2 separate regions of the Homo sapiens genome follow, and region 2 is linked to region 1. A link is a contact called in ENCODE Hi-C or POLR2A ChIA-PET data. All regions are on one chromosome and are shown on one strand. The core of a region is the stretch at or near the end of the contact, and the rest is flanking DNA. Distances in the headings are between cores, read along the strand shown.

Region 1 (6,159 bases), core at 2,282-4,781:
TTTTCTTCCTATCCTACTTTAATGAGATCATTACAGTTGGACAGAAGAGGTGGAATATAGGTGGGTAGTTGTGTGATTAGGTGTACGCATCTGAGTGTATATTCTCTATGTTACTGTGAAAAAGAGACTCTACTTTTAAGGTGAACATTGGCGAGAAACTAGTTAAATTTTATTTGCAGTTAAAAGTAAGTTTATATTGGATAATGCTATTGCATTTCCCACAAAAATTAAAAGCATCAAAATGATACATCAACATCAATTTAAAGCAGGCCACGTGTCTAACTGTACAAGCCTGTTAAACTCTCAAACCTGCACCAACGTGTTATGTAGAGTTCCCTGGGCTTTTGATTTCTCGTCTTTGAAATGAGGAGGTTGGGACACATAATTTCTTAAATACCTTTTCATTTTTATTGATGTGTCTGATTATGTATAAAAAGTACTTACAGGGAAAATAATCAGTTTGATCTCCCTTGTAAAACAGGAATATGTTTTATAGAATCTTTCCCCATCTGAGAGAAGAGCAAACCATTTCCCATCAAGTCAATGTATAGGATTGTGTGTGTGTGTTGTGTGTTGCGTGTTTTGGGGTAGGTAGGGATGCCCTTTTATAGTTAATATAATAATAAATTGATTCTGTTTTAATTTGAAATATCTACAGTGTCTAAATTACCAAATCCTTAATTATCCAGTTACCAGCAATGACTTCCAAGTCCCATGGATTTAGATACATTTGAAATAAACCACCAGCTACCTCAAATCTTGGAAAAAAGCCCATTGCCCAGCTCAAAAATTACAAAACTTCCCAAATGTTTATATATGCAAGGTCACGTCTGTCTCAAAGTTTATCTTCAGCTGTTTTCTTCTGTTGCACCTTCCCTAGCACAGAACTCAAATTTACAGCTCAAAGACAGGAGAGGGAAATCTTTTAAAATTTATTTAAAAATGGAATACCCTCTCTATTATCAATTGGTTGCATACAGTATCCTATGCAAGTTCTCAAAAGCTAATCAGCTAGTCCTCTACAGAGATACTATTTCTGGCCACTTGACTGTAAGTTCCAGTTTCCTCCAAGATTGCCTCCTCCTTTTTCCCCACTTCTCTCTTTAGCATCCCCTCAGTCCCGTTTACACCTGCTAACTCTGTCGTCTCCCTTAAGCCCTTAGGTTTAGAATCACTCTTTTCAAATTCTAAGTGGCAGGAAATTCATTTTCCTAAACAAAGATGGCTTCTTCCTAACTGTAATGTGGGTAGGACTATTAAAATCATGTATGCACAAATCTGTGTGACTGCATGGCTCTCTGTGTGTACCCCAATTGATATTCACTCTTTAGGAAATGTTCCAATCTTTAAACAGGCCCCCATAACTCTGGCTCTCATGACACCTCATGATGAGCAGTTTTGTTGAATTCGCTGTCATGCCCCATGGACCCACTACCATGTAGGTGAAAGAGAGCACTGACTCTGGCAAAGCCAGCCTGTACCAGGACATGCTTCCCCATATTTGCAGCTTGGGTTCTGTGTTTCACCTGGCAGGAGGAAGACCTTGTGGACAGCTGTGCTGCAGCTAACCCACTGGCAGCAGCCTTTTGGGGGAAAAGTGCTGGAACCTTTGCAGGGTTGCCTTGTGCCTTCTTCTTGATGTTTCTGGGAATATGCAAAACTTCAAAGAATAAGCAACAATCACTTGTGTCCCTGTGATTCCTGATAGGTCATGCATGCAATCTTGTGGCAGCTTTTCAAGAGCAGCCTTGTCAGTTGTGTGTGGGTGCATGAAGCAGGCATGTGCAGACCATTTATCACATGATGTTTGCACTAATTAATGAACAAATGAGTAAAGTTTAAAAGAGGGATGGGGCCGGGCGCGGTGGCTCACGCCTGTAATCCCAGCACTTTGGGAGGCTGAGGCGGGCGGATCACGAGTTCAGGAGATCGAGACCATCCTGGCTAACACGTTGAAACCCTGTCTCTACTAAAAATACAAAACAAATTAGCCGGGCGTGGTGGCGGGCGCCTGTAGTCCCAGCTACTCGGGAGGCTGAGGCAGGAGAATGGTGTGAACCTGGGAGGTGGAGCTTGCAGTGAGCCGAGATCGCGCCACTGCACTCCAGGCTGGGTGACACAGCAAGACTCTGTCTCACAAAAAAAAAAAAAAAATGAGGGGTGGGCAGCAAGCTCAACTGGTGCTTTAAAAACACGACACAGTACTTGAGAGTATGTTTTGAAAACTAAACTAAACTTTGTATTTTCTAATTAACTATTCTCAACAGATCTCTCCTGACCATGCCGTTCATTGCCCTTGCTGTCTTCCTGATTTTCCTTTTTGGGTCTGAGTAATTTAAAGAGACTGACTTTGTGATTATAAAAAAGAGGTACAACATGAGATCTCCAATTACTGCAGACCACTGTGAGCTGGCGCAGTTAATCTTAACACCATACCTTAAATTAATTTAATTAAGTCATTACTTATGCTGTGTAGTCATAACTCATAGACTCTAGAAATAACAGCAAAATTAGGTTGTATACTTAATAAATTTCACTGTAGGTGGCATCACAGGCTGACAAGATCTGACTTAAAGAGAAGGATTCAAGATATCCAGTTGTTTTATAAATCCCAGGAGGTTTACATAACCCAGATCATAAGAAAATCTAAGCGAAGTTCTATGTTGAGGTCTGATTGGAAAAAGACATAAGCTCTGGATTTAAAAGTAAGTTGAGTATATATGGATTTTTATCTTGGGTCTAATTATTAGGTTATTACAAAAGTAATTATGTTTTTTGGCATTATTTTCAAATGGCAAAAACCGCAGTTACTTTTGCAACAGCCTAATATTTAATAGCCTTGCTTCTTTCTTGGAAACTGTTCTTGTTACTTTGAGTCTCTACCAGTCCCATCTTTTCTTGTTCACGATGTAATGTCTGTTTGGACAGATGTATCAAAGTACCTTAATCTAAGACACCAAATAGGAGAAAAACCTACACTTTTCTCCCATATAAATCCAGCATTATTCTCTTCTATTACATTTTTCACATAGACTGTAAATTAAAAAAAAAAAAAAACACACACACACACATTCTTGGTAATTGTCATGAAAATGGTATCTGCTGAAATATTTATGGAAACATCTGCGGTAGGTGAAGAGTCCCACAGCAGAGGAGCTATTTGTGCTTGTCTTAGTGACACGGGCTGGTTCTTCAGGTGACTCAGAACGTGTGTTCAAATTTGGTATTTGACAATTATCTCGGACACATGCAGAGAACCTCTCTTCCTCAAAAGCAGTTTAGAGAAGCTTAAACTTGGAAAAGTTGTACTTTCTCTGGTTAAACATAAGACTGGTAATAAAGGCAGCAATCTTTGTTCTAAGGTGAGGGAACTTGAGGCTTTGGAGCAGTAGCTTTGGAATTCCTAAAAGTTTAACAGCATTGAAGCTACTTGAAAATGGTGCATCGGGAGCCCATCCAGACTTGTAACTAATAACAGTCCTGGCAGGACACCACGCACCTCCTGCTTAGCGTCAGCTGTGACTAATACCCACAGCCACCTAGGGGAACAATGGCATTTTATTTGCTACATCACATGGCGAAAGAGCAACATTAGCCCACATCTCGTCTGTGACTCGGAGATCCAGTCTCCAAGCACTGACTGGTAGGGAAAGGCATTTCGTGTGGACAGTAAAATTCCCTCCACCACCAGTGGGAGCTCTTTACTTAACTGTTGTTCAGAGCAAGTCCGTAGGAGAATGAAATTCCAGTTCCACAGCCCTCACTGAAGCAAAGGGGTCGGCCTCTGTGGAACTCACAGAAGTTTGTGTGTTTGTGTATGTGAGTGCAGGTGTGTGCCTGTGTATTATGTTTGTTTTATGTCATTTTAGATGTGTTAAAAAAATAACAGAACAGAAATGGAGAAAGGAATGCTATTGTCAAAAAAGGAAAGAGGGGAAAGAAGTTACATTACGAAGCTAGCTTAGTAACCCCCAAACTTCCCACACAATTGTTCAAACTTAGTCCTTGCAGGTCAGTGCCCTATAGGGCTTCAAAGCTTTTCTGCTGTTTGAGGCCTCTCCCCCAGCACCTGCCTCTCACACACACCCCTGTTGTGGTCTTTTTCCCCCAAACTCATATATTTTGTTCTGTTCTAGTCCAAGTAGTTTAAAAAAAGCTTCCCTATTGAAACCACACACAAATACCGGAATCCAAGTATTTTTGAAGAGCTTTCTTTTGTTGTTATTTTTTTGTTCCTTTTTACTTAAGAGAACAAGAAATTAGAGGATTGCCAAAAATAGAAATGGAGAAAAACGAAGATGAATGTAACAATGAATACGTGAGATATTTTAAATGTCTAAACTGGTACAATTCAAATTATAAATGACATTATGGTCTGTGTTGCATTTGGCAGGAGTTGTTGCATGGAGATTGTATGGCAGGAGCCCATTTTCCTTCCCTGAAGCCAAGCTGGGTGTGTGGAGGGTGTCAATCGAATTAGGAGAGATTGTGTTGCTTTTGGTGGGGGTGTAGGTGGGGCAATTTGTGAGTCCTCAAGCCTGCCTTCTATGCCTCACTCACTAACTAGAAAGGTTATTCAGTGCAAGAACCATGATTAACAAGCAGCTGTCAGCTGAGTGTGATGGCTCACGCCTGTAATCCCAGCGTTTTGGGAGACTGACAAAGGAGGATGACTTGAGGCCAGGAGTTCTAGGCTGCAGTGAGCTATGATGGCGTCACTGCACTCCAGCCTGGGCAACAGAGCTAGACCCTGTCTCAAATGAACACATAAACTAACAAGCAACTGTCAAAAAGCATCCTCAAAAGTGGGAGTGCACAAGGCCACTGGCCAATAAGGCTAATAAAATGAGCCCAGTCTTCCCCCCGAACACAGTGGATTTCCATCTATGCGATAACGTCGTCGGAGCATTGTCCCTGCATGAACTTGACCTTGTCTTCTGATTCTACTTCTCAGATTCAGCAAGAGAAAAGAAGGGCCTGTAAAGGAAAGAGAAAGAGAGAGGCTGTCAAAGGTGCGTAGCTGCCATCTTGCTTCAGTGAGTGAGGCCGTGGCACCTCCAAATGTCCCCTCAGGAAAAAAATTCTGAAAAAGCCACGAGGAAATATTAGAAAAGCAATGAGCATTGGGATTTTGACATGGCTTTGGGATGCAATATAGCTAGTAGTTCATTGAATCGCAGACAGTATTGTGGAGGGGCAATAGAAAACGCAAACGTTGATGAGAGCAGGTGTTCTCTAAGCTCTTGTTGTCTTAACCAGGATTTAGATGATGCTCAGAGAAAGGTGAGAGCTCTGGGAATTTGGAAGTTGAGCCTAGAGAAAATTGAACTGGAGCAATAAAATCTAGAATCTACATAGATTTATTTAAATTTATATTCATGTACTAATAAATATTAAGGACATGCTTTATTATAAGACTTTTTATTGATTTTTTTGCAGATGCTGTTTATGTCCTTTTTTTCAAAAACAAAAAGAACTTTAAAAAATATCATCAAAATTATGTATATTTTTTCAGGATTAGAAGAGAGAGAATGTGATGTTTTATTTAAACTGGAAGTTAAAGCAAAATCGCAGGGAGAGACAATTACAAGATAAGTAGGTAAGGTAACTATTGCCCATAGGAAGCTCTAACCTTCTGTTGTAGGCAAAATTCTAGGAAGTTTCCAAGATTTTAGTCCTGTGGTTATTCAATTAAACACTAATCTAGGTGCTGCTGTGATGGGATTTGCAGATGTAATTAAGGTCCCAGATGAGTTAACTACAACATATGGAGAATACCTGAGCGAGCATAGCTTAATCAGGTGAGTCCATAGAATGCACAGTTTGCTCAGGCTGGGTGCAGAGGTCAGAGAGATTCAAAGTGTGGGAGAGAGTTGATGTGAGGGACCCATCTGCTGTCATGGCCTGAGAGCCCCATGGGATGGAGAGTGAGGGAGGTATCTGGGAATTGAGGGCAGATCCTGGCTGGCAGTAGAAAGGGAACAGGGACCTTAGTCCTAGTGTTTCAGGGAACTGGGTTCTGCTGGTAACTAGAATGAACTTGGTAGAACCCTCGGAACTCCTGGAGAGCACAGCTGACCCCTTGAGTTCAGCCTCACGAGGCCCGCAGCAGAGAATGGTGGGACCCTCTGAGACTTCTGACCCACAGAACTGCGAGAT
Region 2 (6,159 bases), core at 2,700-5,199, 570 kb after region 1:
TAAAGTTCCATATTTTGTGATGTTTTTCTATCATCATAAATCAATATTCCTTGTATTTTTTTGCATTGGTAATATTGTGCATTTTACTTAAATAAGGACTTCGAATTTGTAGCAGCCATAGGACTCACAAAACTTTGCTCAACCCCTGAGTCTACATGGATTGCAACATCAACCAATGCACCCATGACCTTTGCAGGAGAAATATTATTACATTTCTTTAGGTCCCGGTGAAGGAAAAGGTGTTGTCCAGCCTTACCAGAGATATAGCAGGGGAACAGGAGGGATGACAGCAGGTTCTTCTAAATTAATCTACTCCAATATTCCTTTGTGCTAGCGCTTTTGTTCCTTCCTTTAGTGCAGGGGCCAAAAATCCTTTCTTAGAGAGTACCAGACCACAAACATTTTAGGTTTTGTGAACTGTACAGTATCTGTCAAAACGATCTAACTGCCATTGTAGTACAAAAACATGCATAGATAAGGCATTACTGAGTTTGAGCATCTGTGTTCCAATAATACCTTATTTACAAAAACAAGCTGGCTGGCTGGGTTTGGCTCATGGTTTGGTTGATCTCTGATACAGAGTTTGCCAGAGCAGCTTTGCAATTCAACCCCACTGATTAAGATAAGTCAGACTGAATTCACTAACTTAGTTAAACTATCAGTGCTGCTTCCAGCTGCTTACAAAATCCTTGCTCCCTGTAGGGTATATCACCCTGTTTTTTTATGCTTTTTGGTCTAACACTCTCAGAATCCACTCCAATATGTTCCCTAGATTCCTGTCAATTGAATCTGCCACTTTTTTGGTGTATAGAATTCCTTTCTCCTACAGGAGTTTTTTACTCCTCCAACTGGGGTCTGTTGGAATCTGATTTTTATTGTGGGTCTGGGAGCCATGAAGGTGGTGAGCAGAAAAGACAAGTGCTCCAGGGGGAGTCACTGCAAGAGTTTCAAGAGAAGCCTGATTCTTTCACTCAGCAGAAAATCCTTACTTTACCAGATAAGGAACCTTTAGGATGACTTAAGGGTTAAAAGTTACTAGCCTTGCTTTTGTCTGCGGGGATATCTCCATCCCATATCTCAGTAACACCCACTCTTCCCTTAGATCTCCTTAGTAAAATAATTCTGGAGGGTCACATTCATTAGTGCTGCAGTTCTGTGACAACTGCAGTTGGGAACTGGGCTTGAGTTTCAGCCATATCTGCCCTGGAGCTATGGCAGATTAAGGCCATTTTTAAAGCTGTCTTGGCGGCCATCTGAGTTCCTCATGTGAGCCTTGAGTTGGGCTTACATTCCAGTCTTTTAGTTGGTTCACTTCCCTGGATATCCTTTTTAGAACCACCAGCAACAGCAGCCTGAGCTTTGCTTATTACACTTATCATTCTAGTTATGGCTACTGAGTCACAGTCATCTGCTCTCCAAATGCCTTGCCCTCTACCTGCCTTCATGATGCCACCATATGACACAGATCATCATATTCCATTTTCCCCGGCAAGGGAGATAATAAATGCATTCATTAAATATGTGAATGATTTAATACCAGAATTCCAATCTAAGGTTCTGCTTCCTCCAGCCAATTCTGGTGACAATTTCTATATCAGTCAAAGTCCTGGAAGAAATTGATGCACTCTCAGGAGGTGAATTGAAGAGATTTCATAGAATATAATGAGTAATTTATAATGGTGTTGGTTGTCCTGTGTTAGCCAACCATGAATAATAAGAACCCTAGCGTTGATAAGCATGGAGGCATTACTGCCCCAGGTCTGAAAGGGCAAAGAAAGGGAGCATTTATTGCAACACAGAAACCGGTAGCTGTAGAAGAAGACTGACCAGCAGAAGTTGTGCCTTTTAAAAGGAACGCAGCCAAAGCCAAAACGTGCATTGTTAAGAAAGAAGGCAGAGGAATAAATACCCTTGCTGCTCTCTCTCTTCCTACCATCTGATGACTGTTGGTGCTGTCTATTGGCTGACGCCAATCAGGAAACAGAATACAAAAGAGCTGAGTTTACATGACCCATAGAGGTAGCTTTCTGGGCCACAGAACAGGGAGAAAAAGATTAGAAAGGAGAGCCAAAGAGGCAAAACTAGAATATGCAGGACAGAGATCTTAGATTTTGATCAAGCTACTTATCTTCTACTAGTCTCAGTTTCTTTATATGCAAAATAATTTTTATTATCTACTAAATAAGCTACAATATGCAAAGTCTATGTGTCATGGCAAGTATTCACTAATTTATAGTTGCTTATCTTATTATTTTGAGATTAAACACAACAGAAGAATAGAATGGTCCATAAGTAATGTCATTTGGTGCTTAAAATACCTTGAATGAATGTGAAAAATATTTTACATATTATCTGAAAAACATGTATAAGAAAAACTTATTATTTGCATTGAAAGACAACTATATTTAAAGACAGATTATGGAATGGATGTTCAATAAACAGTAGTTTTTCTTTTCATTACTTGGAACTCTACAGAAAGAATATTCAAAAGAATCTCTTGTGGGGTAGAATTTCCCAAAACTAAAATTCTTGTTACACCTATACAATAAATTGTCAAAAGACGATCATCATTACTTGCAACCAATGGAACTTAAAGATTAATTATGTAAAAGGCTACATAATTTCCTAGTCCCAGAGAACTCCCCAAAATTACTTTTATTTATTAACCATAGTAGCTAATATTCATTCCAAAGGGAAACATATTTAAATGGCTACTTGCATATGAATTAATAGTGATTAGTGAATACCAAAGTAATTCTGCAATGACCACCAAAACAGAAGTACAAATGCTAAAGATAAGAAAACAAAGGATGTTAGAATTAACTAAAAGATTTCCTAACACAACTGCAATCATCAGGACATACTGGTCTTGTGTAATCAGCTTTCTTTTTTTCTTTCTTTTATTTTTGCTTTACATATACCATGGCCTATATATTAGCATAGTACCTGCTAATGCCAGCAAACACTTGCTGATGCTCTTTCTCTCTGATATCATCCAGGATGTTTTTTGATGTTTCATATGTTTTAGGCATGGAGTTTCTTAGAGGTAGAGAAAATATCCTTTATGGGCCAGGCGCAGTGGCTCATGCCTGTAATCCCAGCACTTTGGGAAGCCGAGGAGGGCGGATCACGAGGTCAGGAGACAGAGACCATCCTGGCTAACACGGTGAAACCCTGTCTCTACTAAAAATACAAAAACTTAGCCGGGCGTGGTGGCGGGCGCCTGTGGTCCCAGCTACTCGGGAGGCTGAGGCAGGAGAATGGCGTGAACCCGGGAGGCAGAGCTGGCAGTGAGCCGAGATCGCACCACTGCACTCCAGTCTGGGTGACACAGCAAGACTCTGTCTCAAAAAAAAAAAACAGAGAGAGAGGAGAAAATATCTTTTATAAGAAGAGGAAACTTTTACCAAATTATTAACTCTCCTATTTATAAGAGCTTCACAGAATCGATTCCTGGTTTTCAGAAGGCTGTTTTCAGCTCCAGAAAATTAACCCAGTGGGAAGGAAATTTCATCAATTGATTTTAGTTGCCTTAGATAATCCACAGGGGCAAGTAAGACCTGGACTACATCTCCACTGAAATGTGGGAGAATTTACAATTGGCATACAGCTGTTTCCTGCTACTGCCTTACTCTAGAGAGAGGATGACTTATCACTCAACTGAAGCTCCCAAAAGAAGAGCTGTAGGAGGCCTTGTTACCTCACACAGCTGGCTAAACTCATAACCTGCCCTGTCATGATTGCTATTCTGGGGCTTGATCGATAAAGACTCGGGTGTTCTCAATTCTGTTCTTTTCTTTGCAATCGCAACACTCAACAATTTCTTGCTTGATAACTATATGCAGACACTGCCCTCACTTCCCCAAGGAATTGCACTGTGCCTGCACATCCCTGTCACTTTCACAAAGAGGCAGATAATTTCCTCTCACTGGATAGGGTGCTATGTGGAAATGACGTGAAATCCGCTCAACCTGATTTCCAACATGTGCGTTCGTTTTCTCCCTATTCAGGTCATAGTGATTCATGAGAGAGAGAGGCAGAGCGGGAACTGAAGCAGTTTCAGCCTCACCAAAGTACCTTTCCCCTAGTTCCTCTTACTGTGCTCATTATCCTTTCTTTCCTGCTTACCATACATCGTTTACCAACCCTTTGAAAATTTAAACTACCAGGTTCATCTAGCTCTGGCACTGCTAGAACCGAGACTACAGAAGATGTCTGAGTCTTCCAAGCTATTTGGGTCAAACAAAACAAACAAAACCACACACAGCCACCGAGTTGGGTTATTTTAAGGACTTAGAGCTACAGAAGGCAATCTGTCAGCATCCGAGGCTGTTTCAAAACCACCTCCTCCCTCCGTGCTTGAGTCAAGAGCTGCAGTCTTTCTATCGCCCATAGCCATGCTGCAGCACTTCCTCAATCACCCTCTTCTCGCTGCACGCATTGACTTTCGGTTTCTTCACAGAGTCACTGACAGCTTGCAGCTTTGGCTTATCGATAGCCCCGTGGTTCTCTCCATCCATGACCTACCAGATGGCATTTTAGTTTAGTTCCCACCACTCACTGCCTTATTTAATTGGTATTTCTTGCCCCACATTTCCAAAGCAAGCCCGGTCTGGATTCTGTTTGGTTCAGCCATCTCATGGGTCTCCAGCTGCTTCCCTGTCCTGTAGGCGGCCTGCGTGAGGCGCAGTTCCTACTTCCAAGGTATTGTGGGGCAGTGGCTATTTTTGCAGGCTATTGTGAGGCAGCAGAGGTAAAGTATGAGTTGAAACATACAAACAAAATATGGCCCCTCAGCATTGTAGAACTTTTGCAGATAATGAATTTTAGAACCAAATAGAGCAGGACATTTGTTTTCACAGTGAGTCTTATGGCTCTACTTAGAATCTTGTCACTCTGTTTTGCAGTCACCTCTCCAAGTCATTGTCTTTTATTGTACCCTTGAGAAACAATACTGTTTCCATTCCAACCACTTTACTGAGTATTTTTACTCAGTGGTCAGGTCACAAATAATCTGTTAAGTTTTAAATTCAGTTGTCTTGTATTGCTGATTTCTCTGTCTTATTTAATGTATTATTCACTTCTTAAACTATTTCTCTTGTGGGTTTTTTGGCACTATATTATCTTCTTTCTTCTATGATTAATTTTGTATTTCTTTCTTTTAAATCTCCTCAGCAATCACCACTTAACTATGAGCATTTCTCAAATGTTTGCACTTTTGCTCCTCAAATTTTATATTGTTCTAATCTGAAGGCACCCATGAAGTCACTGCACTGCATGGTTACCTAAGTGCAGATTACTCCAACATTTTAAATTTCATATATTGATTTCATTCCAGCAGAACACTTCAGACTATCTGACTCAAATTTTCAAGAGGAGATTTCTTACCAGGGAATTGAAGTACATGCTCAAGCTGCTTACATGCCCATATGTTCTGTTTCCACTTAGGATAAAATATTTTCTAGTCCAGTACTACAAAATCCTTCCTTGTATTTGACCCTTCACACAGATCTCAATACATGTATCTATTGCTATTCAAGTCATGATATCCATTGCAATGCAGAATGGTAAGTAATTTATTCACAGTACCGATTGATATTACAAACTTTTAAGCAGGGTACGGCAAAAGCATTAGATACTTTATGTATTAAAGAAGCTGTTAACTGTTTTAACAGATAACTAACTCCCAATCCCAAAATTGTATAGTGTAAGCTCAAAAGCTTACACTATAGAAGTTTATATCTCTCCTTGGTAAGATCTGCTCAGGACTCCCTGATCAGTAAGTGACTCTCTTCCAATGTCTGGTATTCTCACACAGAGACTACTGTGTATGTATTTAGATGAAAACAAATGTCTGTGTTACTGGGAACTGGAATTTTGACATGAGAGAAATAAATACATAATTAAGAGAGAAAAAATTTTAAGAGAACACCTGTATTATCAATAAAAATCAGATGAATGGCATCTCTTATTAAAAAAAAAATAAAGATACCCTCATCCGGCCCACAGAAAATGACTAGAAACACTGACCCACTCAAAAGGAATGAGCACTACTGGTACCTAGGATCAGGACTCTTAGGGAAAAAAAAAGGCATTATTCTGAAAACTTATAGAAGAAAAGGAAGGAGTCAAACATTCATCTTGCATTCTCTTTTTAAC

What was found. A loop is a pair of places that touch in the nucleus more often than their neighbours do. ChIA-PET counts read pairs that join two places held with the same protein, here RNA polymerase II (POLR2A). Pooled maps may share reads with other maps.
Region 2: a map of PC-9 shows a loop between it and region 1 (5-fold over the local background). The contact joins two enhancer-like sites. A Hi-C loop is called at or near these places in 1 of 168 maps with a recorded cell type or tissue (PC-9) and 3 of 50 pooled maps. POLR2A ChIA-PET finds 5 or more read pairs at or near these places in 1 of 52 experiments (PC-9).

What each region holds. Positions count from the first base shown.
Region 1 is chr13:104,568,145-104,574,303 of GRCh38, forward strand. No RefSeq gene overlaps it. Among named protein-coding and RNA genes, the nearest start is that of DAOA, 890 kb to the right of the region's middle. Within about 2 kb of position 3,532, at least 3 of the 41 ENCODE cell types and tissues checked have a DNase peak (open chromatin) inside an H3K27ac peak, as active enhancers do.
Region 2 is chr13:105,135,547-105,141,705 of GRCh38, forward strand. No RefSeq gene overlaps it. Among named protein-coding and RNA genes, the nearest start is that of DAOA, 330 kb to the right of the region's middle. RefSeq lists enhancers at 4,045-4,254, 4,305-4,714. Within about 2 kb of position 3,950, at least 22 of the 41 ENCODE cell types and tissues checked have a DNase peak (open chromatin) inside an H3K27ac peak, as active enhancers do.